Linked DNA regions of Homo sapiens: region 2 is linked to region 1. Evidence: chromatin contacts called from ENCODE Hi-C or POLR2A ChIA-PET data. All regions are on one chromosome and are shown on one strand. Each heading gives the region's core, a stretch centred on a gene start or an enhancer-like site at or near the end of the contact. The rest is flanking DNA. Distances are from core to core; before and after follow the strand shown.

Evidence for each region. A loop is a pair of places that touch in the nucleus more often than their neighbours do. ChIA-PET counts read pairs that join two places held with the same protein, here RNA polymerase II (POLR2A). Pooled maps may share reads with other maps.
Region 2: a pooled map shows a loop between it and region 1 (2.1-fold over the local background). The contact joins two enhancer-like sites. A Hi-C loop is called at or near these places in 1 of 37 single-sample maps with no recorded cell type and 2 of 50 pooled maps. POLR2A ChIA-PET finds 5 or more read pairs at or near these places in 1 of 52 experiments (A673).

The regions. Positions count from the first base shown.
Region 1 is chr6:56,762,683-56,769,313 of GRCh38, reverse strand. All of the region lies in intron 4 of DST (dystonin), which reads left to right. Among named protein-coding and RNA genes, the nearest start is that of DST-AS1, 78 kb to the left of the region's middle. RefSeq lists an enhancer at 2,159-2,278. Within about 2 kb of position 5,098, at least 3 of the 41 ENCODE cell types and tissues checked have a DNase peak (open chromatin) inside an H3K27ac peak, as active enhancers do.
Region 2 is chr6:57,105,433-57,112,555 of GRCh38, reverse strand. All of the region lies in intron 3 of ZNF451 (zinc finger protein 451), which reads right to left. Among named protein-coding and RNA genes, the nearest start is that of ZNF451, 19 kb to the right of the region's middle. Within about 2 kb of position 3,740, at least 2 of the 41 ENCODE cell types and tissues checked have a DNase peak (open chromatin) inside an H3K27ac peak, as active enhancers do.

The sequences.
Region 1 (6,631 bases), core at 3,849-6,348:
CCACCTCCTTGCCAGCGTCTGGTGTTGTAATCTTTTTAGATTTTAGCCATTCCAATAGATGTGTATAGTGGTGTCTCACGTTGTTTTAATTTGCAATTCTCTAATATGGTGTTGAGCATCTTTTTATATGCTTATTTGCCAACTGTATATTTCCTTTAGTAAACTGTCTGTTCAGATATTTTGCCCACTTTTAAACTGAGTTGTTTGCTTTCTTATGATTGATTTTTTAAGATTTCTTTGTATATTTTGGATACTAGTTCTTTATCATATATGTGATTTGCAAATATATGTGTATATTGCGATGGAGTCTCACTCTGTCACCAGGCTGGAGTGCAGTGGTGTGATCTTGGCTCACTGCAACCTCTGACTCTCTGGTTCCACTATGCCCTGCTAAGTTTTGTATTTTTAGTAGAGATGGGGTTTCACCATGTTGGCCAGGATGGTCTTGATCTCCTGACCTCTTGATCCGCCTGCCTTGACCTCCCAGAGTGCTGGGATTACAGGTGTGAGCCACCGTGCCCAGCCATGATTTGCAAATATTTTCTCTTAGTCTGTGGCTTATCTTTTCATTTTCTTAACAGTGTCTTTTGCAGAGTGGAGGTTTTTAATTTTAATGAATCCAACCTATGTTTTTTCTTTTATGGATCATGATGTTGGTATTGTATTTAAAAATTCATCATCAAATCCAGGGTCATCTAGATTTTCTTTTATGTTATCTTCCTAAAGTTTTATAGTTTTGAATTTTACATTTAGTCTGTGATTCATTTTGAGTTAAATTTTGTGAAAGGTATAAGGTCTGTGCCTAAATTTGTATATTTTTTGCATATAGATGTCCAGTTGTTCCAGTACCATTTGTTGAAAAGATTATCCATTCTCTGTTGAATTGCTTTTTCTTTTTTGTCAAAGATCACTTTACTAAATTTGTGTGGGTCTATTTCTGGGCCCTCTGTTATGTTCCTTTGGTCGACTTGACTTTTCTTTTGCCAAAACCACACTGTTTCGACAACTGTAGCTTTATAATAGGTATTGAAATTGGGTAGTATTAGTCATTCAACTTGTTATTTTCTGGGATTGTGTTGTCTATTCTAGGTTGGAATAATTTTTTATACCTTAGAAATAAGCACTTGGTAAATATTCTGTGTTGAGAAACTTTTTCTCGGTACACAATGGTTACCTTTTTAAACACAAGTCAGATCTGTTATTCTTTTGCCTCAGCTCCCTCCAGTGGCTTCCTATTTTAGTGAGAATCAAATTGAAGGTCTTCGAAATGGCTTATATGGTCCTGTGGTACCTGGCTCTTCTGTTACCTCTTTAGCTTCATCTTTTAATACTTTTTGTCTTGGTCTCTTTATTTCATACCTAATGGCCTCCTTGCTCTTGTTTGAGTACACCAGGCATATCCTGTCTTAGGTCTGTAGCAGTGGCTGTTGGCTTTATCTGAATGTCTTTCTTCCAGATATCTGTATGGCTAACTCCTTCATCTCTTTTAAGTCTTATTCAGATGCCCCCCTTCTCAATGGGGACTCTCTGATCATTTTATTTAAAATTCCATCTTGCCTCTCACTTGTCCCTCAACCTCCACACCCTCAATTTCTCTTAACCTGCTCTGTTTTATTTCACAGCCATCACTATGAACATCCTCTAATACTTATTTGTTTTATTTATTTATTTATTTATTTATTTATTTATTTATTTATTTGAGACAGGGTCTTGCTCTGTCACCCAGGCAAGTACAGTCGTGCGATACCAGCTCACTGCAACTTCCGCCTCTTGGGTTCAAGCAATTCTCGTATCTCAGCTTCCCGAGTAGCTAGGATTACAGATGTGCAACACCATGCCACGCTAATTTTTGTATTTTTAGTAGAGATGGGATTTCGCCATGTTGGTCAGGCTGGTCTTGAATGCCTGACCTCAAGTGATCTGCCCACTTTGGCCTCCCAAAGTGTTGGGATTACAGATGTAAGCCATCACTCCCTGCCACTTGTTATTTTTATTATTATTGATTGCTGTTTCTCTTTTTGTTAGAATTTAATTCCACATTGTCAGGGCTCTTTGTTTTGTTTACCAGTGTATCTTCAACTCATAAAGCATAGTAGGTTTTCAATAAATATTAGTTTTAAAAAATGTATGAATGTGTAAGTTGAGACTGATAGAGCATTAGCTGTGTGCAAGAATGCTGATTCATTAGATCTTACCTGATCTTTAGCTGATGACCTTCTAAGATGAACTGAAAACTGAAACCAAGCCAAAGAAATGTTTTTAGAAAATTCATTGATTTTTTTTGACAAGCTGCAGCTGCTTGTGGTGGTATAAATAGGTTTCCTTACTGTGTTATTTAAGAGTAGCTTAAGGGCATGAGCCAAGTCAAAACAGAAAAAAAGCACTGACTCATTAGATTTTTAAAGCATGGGTTGTCCACTTGTGTTTCTAGGTTAAGAGAATTGGGGTTTCCCATATAATCAGAACTATTAAAGGTACTGCAAGGCTGTGTGCGGTGGCTCATGCCTGTAATCCCAGCACTTTGGGAGATTGAGGCGGGTGGATCACCTGAGGTCAGGAGTTCGAGACCAGCCTGACCAACACGGTGAAACCCCGACTCTACTAAAAGTGCAAAAATTAGCTGGGCATGGTGGCGCGTGCCTGTAATCCCAGCTACTTGGGAAGCTGAAGCGGGAGAATTGCTTGAACCTGGGAGGCGGAGGTTGCAGTGAGTCGAAATCACGCCACTGCATACCAGCGTGGGTGGCAGAGCGAGACTGAGTCTCAAAAAGGAAAAAAAAAAAAAAAAGATACCGCAGCAATTGCAGAGAAAGGCCTTATATGTCTGATGAGAAACTGCAAGCTTTAGAAAGACAGCAGTGCTATCTTCCCAAACAACATGATAGCCAGCATGTCAAAGCCAGATTTCTTTTACCCATCTTTGTATCTCGGCATCTAGCCTGGTTAGTACTTGGCATGCAGTAGGTGCTCAGAAACTACTTGTTGAAAGAATGCATTGTCAGTGAACAGTGGTCACATTCATGATGTGGAAATGTCATGGACATGGGAGACATTATACTCATGTGTTCTCATGTGTTCTTGTTTTATAAGAACATGCTTTTTATACTGTATCATAGAAATTGTATTAAGCAAATTGACTTTGACTTGAAGTCTCAGGCATGTAAGCTTTCTACAAAATGTGAATCCATGCTTCAATTAATCAATCTTTGAGAGATAAGGCTCAACTTTCACAGTTAGAGTGGATGGATTGGGTTTTGGTCCCATGAGGCTGTAGTGTAAGAATACTAACTTGTGCGTGTGACTAGCTAAGTAGGACAAATCCTTTTGCTCAGATTCTCTTTGCCCACATATAGTTCAAGTAAACACAATGAACCCAAAACCAAATTTGCTAAGTCCTTAGAGGAAATGTTACTTAGGTGTTTTTAGAATGTTTAAAATTTTTGAGTTTTTGGGTGGTAGAGATGCCTTTGTTTTCCTGCTTAGGAAAGTTGAATAAAAGGCTGTCATAGCTCCATTCCTGATAGTTGTCAGGGACCAATAACTGAAGTCTGAGTAAAATCTTTGGAGACTTCTTCCAGATGCTAGTAATTGCTTTAACTTGAGTCTGTCTGGCAGTACCTCAAGATCTCTGTTATATCTCATAACTCATACTTCACCATTCATCTTAACATCTCTGTTCTCTAAGCACAGATTGCTTTTTGCTGCCTCTCATCACCTCTGCCTCAAGACAGACCAGAAATCTCTTGCATATCTCACCTCTGCACTGTACGTTTATTTTACAGTCTTCTCCTTTATGATATCCTGGCATGCATATGTTTCGTGCATTATTTCTACTATGGTTGATTGGAATTCATTCTCTTCATTGGCAGTTCTAGTTTCTACCTGACTTCTTCCTTGAGTGACTTCTTATGATTCTAGAATAGTAATTTGATAACACTTGCAAGTTCTGTTACTGCATTTCAGTATTTGTTATGAAATTCAAAATATCTCAAAACATAAAATTGGGGGCAAATGATATCTGCAGAAACTAGTAAAGAAGGTCAAGGCTTTGCTTTTGAAAATATCATTGAAAATGGGTGTTTGTCATGGTGACTTTCACAAACATGGTGGACTTTGTATAAAACAATAGGATGTTAGAATCTACAGGTTATGGGGTCTCAGAGATTATAGACTATTGTCCAGTAGTCTTACAGATAAGAAACTGGAACCACTGAATAAGTTATTCCTACTCTTACGGCTAGCAAGTAGCAGGCAATCATACACAGATTTCCTGAGCCTGAAGTTAGTGCCTATTGCTTCTTACCCTCCCTCCCTTCCTCCCTCCCTCCCTCCCTCCCTCCCTTTCTTCCTTCCTTCCTTGATGGAGTCTCACTCTGTCACCCAGGCTGCAGTGCAATGGCATGATCTTGGCTCACTGCAACCTCTGCCTCCCGTGTTCAAGCAATTCTCCTGCCTCAGCCTCCCGAGTAGCTGGGATTACAGGCATCTGCCATCATGCACGGCTAATTTTTGTATTTTTGTAGAGATGGTGTTTCACCATGTTGGCCAGCCTGGTCTTGACCTCCTGACCTCAGGTGATCCACCCACCTCGGCCTCCCAAAATGCTGGGATTACAGGCATGAGCCACCGTGCCCAGCCTAACATCCTTCTTTTTAGTGTTCTTCCCACTCCTTCTTTTTTAAATTTTCTTCTTTCTTCCCATAAATATTTGAATGTCTTCTGTCAGCTAGGCAGTGTGTTTACTACAAACAGACATGAAACAAGGTCATTGCTCTCAAGTTTTGCCATTAGGCAAAGCTAGATGAGTAAAGTTAGGGAGCTAGATGAGTAAACATACCGCACCTGCAGCCAGGGGATCCCAGGCTACTAGTGCAAAGGGAGTGTAGAAAATCAAGCAGCATGTCGTGGGGCTCCAGAAATTGCAGAATATTGAAAGTGACCAAAGAAAGTGAAAGAAAAGGCTACAAGCCAAGCAGAATAGTATATGGTATTTGCCCTTACAGTGGTTTGAAGAGAAAACGTTTTGGAGATTGTGCTTGTTGCTTTGCTTGTTGGTGACTTGCATTTTTCAGTTCAGCCACTGGGGAGCATAGAAAAACTGGGAAGAGAGGTTCACAGAGGCCCTTGTCTAGGCAGAAGTGGTCAGACCAGGGTTGATGTCTCTTCCAGAGGCATCTGAGGCTGTGTGTGTGTGTGTGTGTGTGTGTGTGTGTGTGCATGTGCACTTTGGGAAAAGGTTTTGACTGTGAGGAAGGGTGCTCAGGAACAGGTAGATGAATTTTGACTGCAGACTTAATACTATACTTAATTATTGGACTATCACTACTGATAGGTTAGACTATTGCATATTAATCTGTATATTTATAGTATGTAGTTTCATTAGAGGGAGCTCTCCAAACTGGAGAACAGAAATATTTTCAAACCTTAGGTCATTGTGTACTTAGTCTAAGTACATTTTCAAAGTGAAAACTGGAAGTGATGTAGGACTAGAGTTCCTTGTGGGATTGGACCAGCATTCCTCAAGACAAATGGTAATTTGCTAGGCACATCCTTTGGTTTTCTCCCCCCCACCCCCACCCATCCCTATATGTGTGTGTGTGTGTGTGTGTGTGTGTGTGTGTGTGTGTGTATAGGTATTTTTTTTTTTTAAGAGGAGTCTCGTTCTGTCGGCTGGAGCGCAGTGGTGTGATCTCAGCTCACTGCAACCTCCACCTCCCAGGTTCAAGTGATTCTTGTTCCTCAGCCTCCTGAGTAGCTGGGACTACAGGTGCGTGCCACCATGCCTGGCTAATTTTTGTACGTTTAGTAGAGACGTGGTTTCACCATGTTGGCCAGGCTGGTTTCGAACTCCTGACCTCAGGTGATCCTTCTGCCTCAGCATCCCAAAGGACTGGCATTACAGGCGTGAGCCACCATGCCTGGCCCATCCCTATATTTTTAAATTAATTAATCATAGTGAAAAGCTAGGACATGTTGGACTTGATCCAGGCATAAAGAAGCAGCGCTTTGACTTATTAGGTAAGTGATCAGGAAGAGAAGGCATGAATTAATGCTTATGTGGACCTGCCTGAAATATGTAAGGAGAAAACTAGAACACATGGTCATGTATGGCAAATCCCTGAGGTAAACAAGGAGAAAATGCTTTCTATAAAGGTAATGTTCTCGGCTGGGTGCTGTGGCTCACGCCTGTAATCCCAGCACTTTGGGAGGCCGAGATGGGCAGATCACCTGAGGTCAGGAGTTCGAGACCAGCCTGGCCAACATGTCGAAACCCCATCTCTAGTAAAAATACAAAATTAGCTGGGTGTGGTGGCACATGGCTTTAATCCCAGCTACTCGGGAAGCTGAGGTAGGAGAATCGCTTGAACCGGGGAGGCACATGTTGCAGTGAGCTGAGATCACGCCGTTGCACTCCAGCCTGGGCAACAAGAGTGAAACTCTGTCTCAAAAAAAAAAAAAAAAAAAAAAAGGTGGTGTTCTCGTAAATTTGTTTTACCTATGGTATAGTACAAAGTGATTGTTAAAATAAGTTCTTATTGAATGAGAGCAATAAACTAATCAAGCAAAAATATCTCACATTTCAAAATCCAAAAATATGTGTAGAGGTAAAGAGATGAAGGGAAAGTAGTTG
Region 2 (7,123 bases), core at 2,491-4,990, 340 kb before region 1:
AATAAGGTGAGGGGATATACACAAAACAATCCAAGGCAGGTTTATTTACAGTCATAATATCTCCCTGAACATCAGCTGGCACTGATGATCCAGAGGAGTACCAACTGGAGACTATTTCTTTCATCACCTCTATCTTATATGTAAGGGACTCCAAGTTCAAAGAAAGCTCAAAGGAACAACCAACTGCAAAAGAATTAACTTTGCACATCATCACGGTATCTGACTAGCGCATTTGGTTTGAACAGAATTCCTGCAACAAATGGATTACTTCATAAAAACCCAATTTCAAAGTCCGCTTATTATTGCCCATCCTAAAGCTTCAATTCATAGTTTGGTCTGAAGTTTGCACCACCCCCCAAAGTTCTGTTTACCAGAAGCCCCTTCTACTCAACTTATATAACTCAAACCCGTATCCCAAATAACACTTTGAAAAGCAATGGTTTTTCTCAAGAATTTTATATGCAAATACAGATAAAGCAGAAGAGATAAACGCAGCATAACAGTACAATATTTATTTACCATCTTACCATCTCCAGCAGCAAAGCTTTAGAACAAGGAAACCCTCTTTTTACAAAGCAATCTCCTTCCCACCCCCAATTAGTTGTTTACAAATACAAAGTACACAGAACATCTGCTTTGTATGAACAAATCTTAAAACACACATATAGATATACTCCATTCTGTAAAGTACTTTATTCAGTGAATAAGGCTAGTCCCACCAAACCTGTTAAAAAAGATTTTCCTATATTCTCTTTTGAGTAAACTGCCAACATCTATCTCTATAAAAATCATTTTAGGAAAATGACTTACATCCTCCTTCAGTACAGGACCAAAATATAACAGTAACTGGACCTTAAGAGATTTTTAAAATATACGGCCAGGCGTGGTGGCTCACAACCACAATCCCAGCACTTTGGGAGGCCGAGGCAGGTGGATCACCTGAGGTCAGGAGTTCAAGACCAACCTAGCCAACATGGTGAAATCTTGTATCTACTAAAAATACAAAAATTAGTTGAGCATGGTGGCAGGTGCCTGCGATTCCAGCTACTCGGGAGGCTGAGGCAAGAGAATCGCTTGAACCCGGGAGGCAGAGGTTGCAGTGAGCCAAGATCGCACCACTGCACTCTAGCCTCAGCGACAGAGTGAGACTCCGTCTCAAGAAACAAAAAACAAAAAAAAAAAAACAAAAAAACCCCACAGTAACTCTGAATATGAAGTGTGACAAAGCAAAAGGGAGTTTTTTAACCCTGAGTGCCACTGTTCCACCTCTGGCACAGAAGGAAAAAAAAAAAAAAGGATGAACTGTAGAGAAAATAAAAGTAAAAGTGGGAATGGGGCCTGGTACGGTGGCTCACGCCTGCAATCCCAGCACTTCGGGAGGCCAAAGTGGGCAGATCACTTGAGGTCAGGAGTTCGAGACCAGCCTGGCCAACATGGCAAAACCCCATCTCTACTAAAAATACAAAAAATTAGCCAGGAATGGTGGCATGCGCCTGTAATCCTAGCTACTTGGGAGGCTGAGGCAGGAGAATCGCTTGAACCTGGGAGGTGGAGGTTGCAGTTAGCCGATATGACCCCACTGTACTCCAGCTTGGGCGCCAGAGTGAGACTGTCTCAAAAAATAAGGGAAAAAGAAGGAAAAAAAAAAAAAAGAAGGTAAAGGTGGCCAACAGCAAGGAAAAAAACTTAAAAAACGAATACGAAGTTGACAAAATGTGTTGGAGCTGCTGGAGATATTACTGGGACAAGGTCTACAACCCAGTTTCCTATCTGAAACACCTAGAGAGGGTTCTGGTGATAGGAACCCACTTCCTCCTTCAATACAACACCTCCAAATGCCAATGAAGCAATATTTTTATAAGTAACTTTATTTTCCCCAAGTCCACCTAGAAATGATCTGTAAGTCAAAACACAAGGAAATTAACCACTTTTAGCTACCCTGAGGACACCTTTCCATAGGTGACCCTGAAGTATGCAACCATTTAACCATGAAGGGATACCACATTCCACTTCAGGAACATTATCCTGTTCATCCTCAGAGTTGTTTTCTACCAGTGCCTCAGTTCTTTCTGATTGCTTGAGCTGCCCCAGAGCCAGAGGTGCACTGTAGAAAGCCCACCTTGGGCTCAGTTCCGGGAAAGAAAGAATTGTTCTAGATGTACATAATGGACTATGGTACAAACCAACCCCTAGAGAGACAACTCCTAGAACCTTACAAGTAATGGCTGTACAAACTTAGCACACTTTGAATATGTAGGAACCAGTACATATTCACAGATAATTTATCATCATCTATTTAGTCTCCTTCATTTCTGTTCCCCCTAAAGACTATTTCTTATAATTCTGAAACCAGACACACCCCATTGTGTTACCCACACTGTTCCACACTCCTGTTCCTCCAGCTGAATGTCTGGCTCCTGTTTCTCCACCAGGCCAACTAACTCTTGCCTAATCATCCTCCAAAACTCAGCTCACACACTTGGTAAGAAAAGCTTTTCCTCACCCCTCTATATGGCTTTTCTTATTCCATCACCACAGGCATTCTTCCAAAAAGGACATCTGCTCTTATACTTTAGTGGTATTTATTTCTCTGGAGAATATACCATCTCTTATTAACCCTCAGTATTCTCAGACCTTTCTCAATACCTGCCTGCACATAGCAGGTACTGAAAAAGATGTCTGACAAACTAAAAGACTGTTTTCAACACAGATATGAAATAACAAAATACCATCTATCAAAAATTGTATACACATACATATACACTCTAACTCCTCATTCTACATTCTCTTATTTTATTATTATGAGCATTTCTTAGCTTGTACTTGAGAAAAGAGACTATTTTACTTTAAATATATCTTTTAATGACTTAGTACACTGTTAGGCTTGTAAGACAGCCTTAAAAAATCATAAAGGGGAACATGATCACATGGCATGAAATGAACATTTACATGCTGTTAAATAACATTTTAAAATGTATGTATCTATAGCCAATACCATAGAATACCATATCCAATATGAATAGAAACAGCACAATTACTTCAAAAAGGAAATCTGCATCAGGCTTTAGTGTGTTGTCAAAGTACTTTCGGATATTACCTCATTTGAGAGTAAGAAAACTGAGGCTCAGAAAACAAGTGACTTGCTAATGCTGAGGGTCAAGGTCTTTGGAATTCAAATACCATGTGCTTTGCACCATTCCTTTTTCCTTCCATTAAACCAATATCCTCAAAATGCCAGTTAAAAAAAAAAAATGTGTGTATATGAAACAAAATGAATGTAATAAACAACATTGAACAAAGAAAAAACTCAAGCAATACGATTAACATAATCAGTGCTGAAAATGAATGGAAACAGAAACCAATGACTACGAATCAAGAATAATCTTAGTCCAGCAGTGAAATCTCAATGGGAGAACTAAGAGGATAGGGTTCCTGATGTGACAAGTGAAATAATCAGGAATTAGTTAATAGCTAAGACATCAAATACTAGTGGGGTGACAGTAAAGCCATAAAGGAAGTTCAGAAAATGAAAAGATTTGTGTATGTAAAATTAGTTTACCATAGAAGTAAAACTTGAATGGGGCTTTGAAAAACACATGGAGGCAGCCTAGTATAATGCTGAATTGAGACTGGAAAAAGTCCATATTTAAAGCTCAGTTCCACCACCTGAGCAAGTTGCTTAATGACTTAATGAAGTTTCAGTTCTTCTTCTGCAAAATAAGAATGAATTTCTCTCAAGAGTGCCTTGCAATCAGCACAGAGCCTGTACTACAGACTATACAAATGTAGATTCTTTCTTCTACTGCCTTCCCAGGCAGGAAGATGACAATTAAACACACGGATATTAACATGCTTCCAAGACCTGTCAGAATATATAGAAGCTGTTCCAAGCCATTAAAGAAAGATCAATACACAGGCCGTTCTGTCCCAAGAATCTAAATGAGACTACTTATATAACTATATTCTACTGAAGGCAAAAAGGAACGGGCTGCATACCTAACAGTAGTTAGATGTAAATTAAATATGTAAAAAAAAATGAATTGAAAACTGTGTTTAGTGACTTGGGGAAACGTTTTTATTTCATCATCCACATCACTGTTACCTCACCAATCAAAAGAGGTATTAAGGGACCACAACATATAGTTATTTAACACATTACTACATTTATAAATCAAGGTAGTGTGAAACACAGCCATCACAAATAAAAGTAGAGTTAACAAGAGGTCTAACTGTAGCCCTTAACAGTAAATGCTGTGATAGAGCCACTCTTACGGGTAATGAAAGAAAACAGTACTATGATAGCTCATGGAGCAAAGATAGCATATGAAAGTTAGTCTTACAAAAGGACTACTAACTGAACACAATTCTTGAAGCACTTAAGGTCAAAGTAGAATTTTTTAAAATATCACCAAATACAGGCCGGGCACTGTGGCTCACGCCTGTAATCCCAGCACTTTGGGAGGCCAAGGTAGGTGGATCACAAGGTTCAGGAGATTGAGACCACCTGGACTAACACGGTGAAACCCCATCTCTACTAAAAATACAAAAAATTCGCCGGGTGTGGTGGCGGGCGCCTGTAGTCCCAGCTACTCAGGAGGCTTAGGCAGGAGAATGGCGTGAACCCGGGAGGCAGAGCTTGCAGTGAGCCGTGATCTCACCACTGTACTCCAGCCTGGGTGACAGAGCAAGACTCCGTCTCAAAAAAAAAAAAAAAAAATCATCAAATATAAACTATTTACTTTCACGTTACCAAAGGAATATACTCAGGAATACTAGAAAACAGTACAACTTGAGAGATCTCCAAAGTCCTAAAAGAAAATACAGACAGCCTGAGAATTCTTATTGAATTCTTGACAAGGTACCACAAAACCCAACAGACCATTTGAAATAGGTTACCTCAACCAGTAAAGCCCTTAACATCTACGGAAAACGGGTTAACTTTAAGATATATCAGAGCTGTATTATAATAAATCCATGGGGATGGGCTTCAAAATTTTTATAAGATACATATGACCATAAACTATATATAATAAACTTGTGTGAACATGTAGAAATGAGAAAATACTACTACCATTAAACAAGGTAGCACTAAAAGTTGATTTAAGTTCAAAAATCAAAGTAGTTTGAGATATTGGACTGGCTATATTTTTTTTAAAAGGGACATTAGAAGAAACTAGAATATCTCTTCTAATAATGCTTTAAAGACATGGTATTTAAATATACAAATACAAAGCCACATCAAAATCCTGTCTAGTATACACTGATAGAATAAAAATATCATCTACATCAAAGCGATTATGGGAAGATCAGACATCCTTTCAGAAAGAGGTGTTGAATACAGGAGAAGAAAAGATCAATACATAGAATAACTGATATGCTAACAACATCAAAAGGACATGGTTGGACTATGACCACTTCCAGATATATCCCACAGGAAGCAAACAAAATTTCCAGTAATAAGTTATCTCAATGGTACCAAACACTAGTAAAGTTTTCATTATAACAAAAAACAAGTAAATGAAAAGACAAAGAAGTAAAAAATATTCCACTAATAAGAGAAGATTTAATAAAACAATATTCTGTTCATCCAGGAAGGGAAATTTCATAAAATAATATTTTAATGGTTTATAAAACTCAATATATCTGGAAAAATAATAAAAAGATTTGCATTCAATACAATAATCACCAGTTTACTGATAACTTCCACTTATATATTTTCTTAAGTAAAAAATAAAGACTGGTTTGTGTATCTACTATGATAAACCACACAGAATCGATCTAGTCTATTGAATCACATGCATAAGATGCATACAGATGAGACAATCAATTATTGGACTAGCCACTAACATTAAATACAGAATGATAGATTCCAAAAGACAAGAGAACCTAAACAGTGCGAGACTGTGGCAAAATATGCCTCACATAAAAAAAAAAAAAAAAAAAATTTCACAGCCAGGCGCGGTGGCTCACGCCTATAATCCCAGCACTTTGGGAGGCCAAGGCGGGCGGATCACTTGAGGTCAGGAGTTTGAGACCAGCCTGACCAACATGGAGAGACCCCGTCTCTACTAAAAATACAAAATTAGCAGGTCATGGTGACACATGCCTGTAATCCCAGCTACTCGGGAGGCTGAGACAGAATTGCTTGAACCCGGGAGGTGGCGGTTGCAGTCAGCCAAGATCGTGCCATTGCACTCCAGCCTGGGCAACAAGAGCGAAACTGTCTCAAAAAAAAAAAAAAAAAAAAGATTTCACTTATTGCAATCTTTAAACTACTTCTACAAAGATCTAATCCATAATTTCAAACCTTCATCAGAATCCCAGTCAACTAGTTATATCTTCAAGAATAATGAATGTCATGTCCATCCACATCAGTATCCAATTTTACCAGACAAAGGGATTCCGGAATGTGTCTTTTTCAACCTCCTTGTTTACAGTACCTGAGAGGTTATCCTGGATGTATCAGGTCCTTAAGGACATTATCAATCAGGTCACTTAGGTAGCACTCAGTAAATTATTAGTGTAGTACTAATATAGAATACTAAATACTGTCCAAGTAGCCTGAAAGAGTTTATGCTCCCTTCAAAATGTCATTTTGAGGGCTAAGTAAATAAATGGAATTATACTGATTGATAAAGAAGCTGCCACACGGTTTAAAAAAAAAAGTTTAAATGTAATTATACTGATAAGGAAGCTGTCATTCATTCTTTTAAAAAAAGATAAAAGTGTCAGCAAATTTACTGCTTTTTAAAAATGTCCTTGCTTATTCTAACCAAGTAAACACATCCACTTATCAAATATAAGTTGTGTTATCATGGCTAAGAACAAGGTTAGATACGAGACAATCAGAAAACCTAGAGCATATCTATAGAAAACAAAGCTGCCTTAAGGCCCCCCAAAATTAGCCACTCACTAATAACAAAAAGGAACTACTGTCTAGTTAGTTAAATAAGGGGGAGGGAGGTATACTCTACAACCTTCTGAAATGAATCAACAGTGCTATAAAGAAAACAAATTAACATTCAGAAGGGAGTACATTTAGATAGTGCAATTGTACAAATGATAAACTACAAGATTAAATCACTGTACAAAATTCACATAAATACCACCAGCAATATATGCA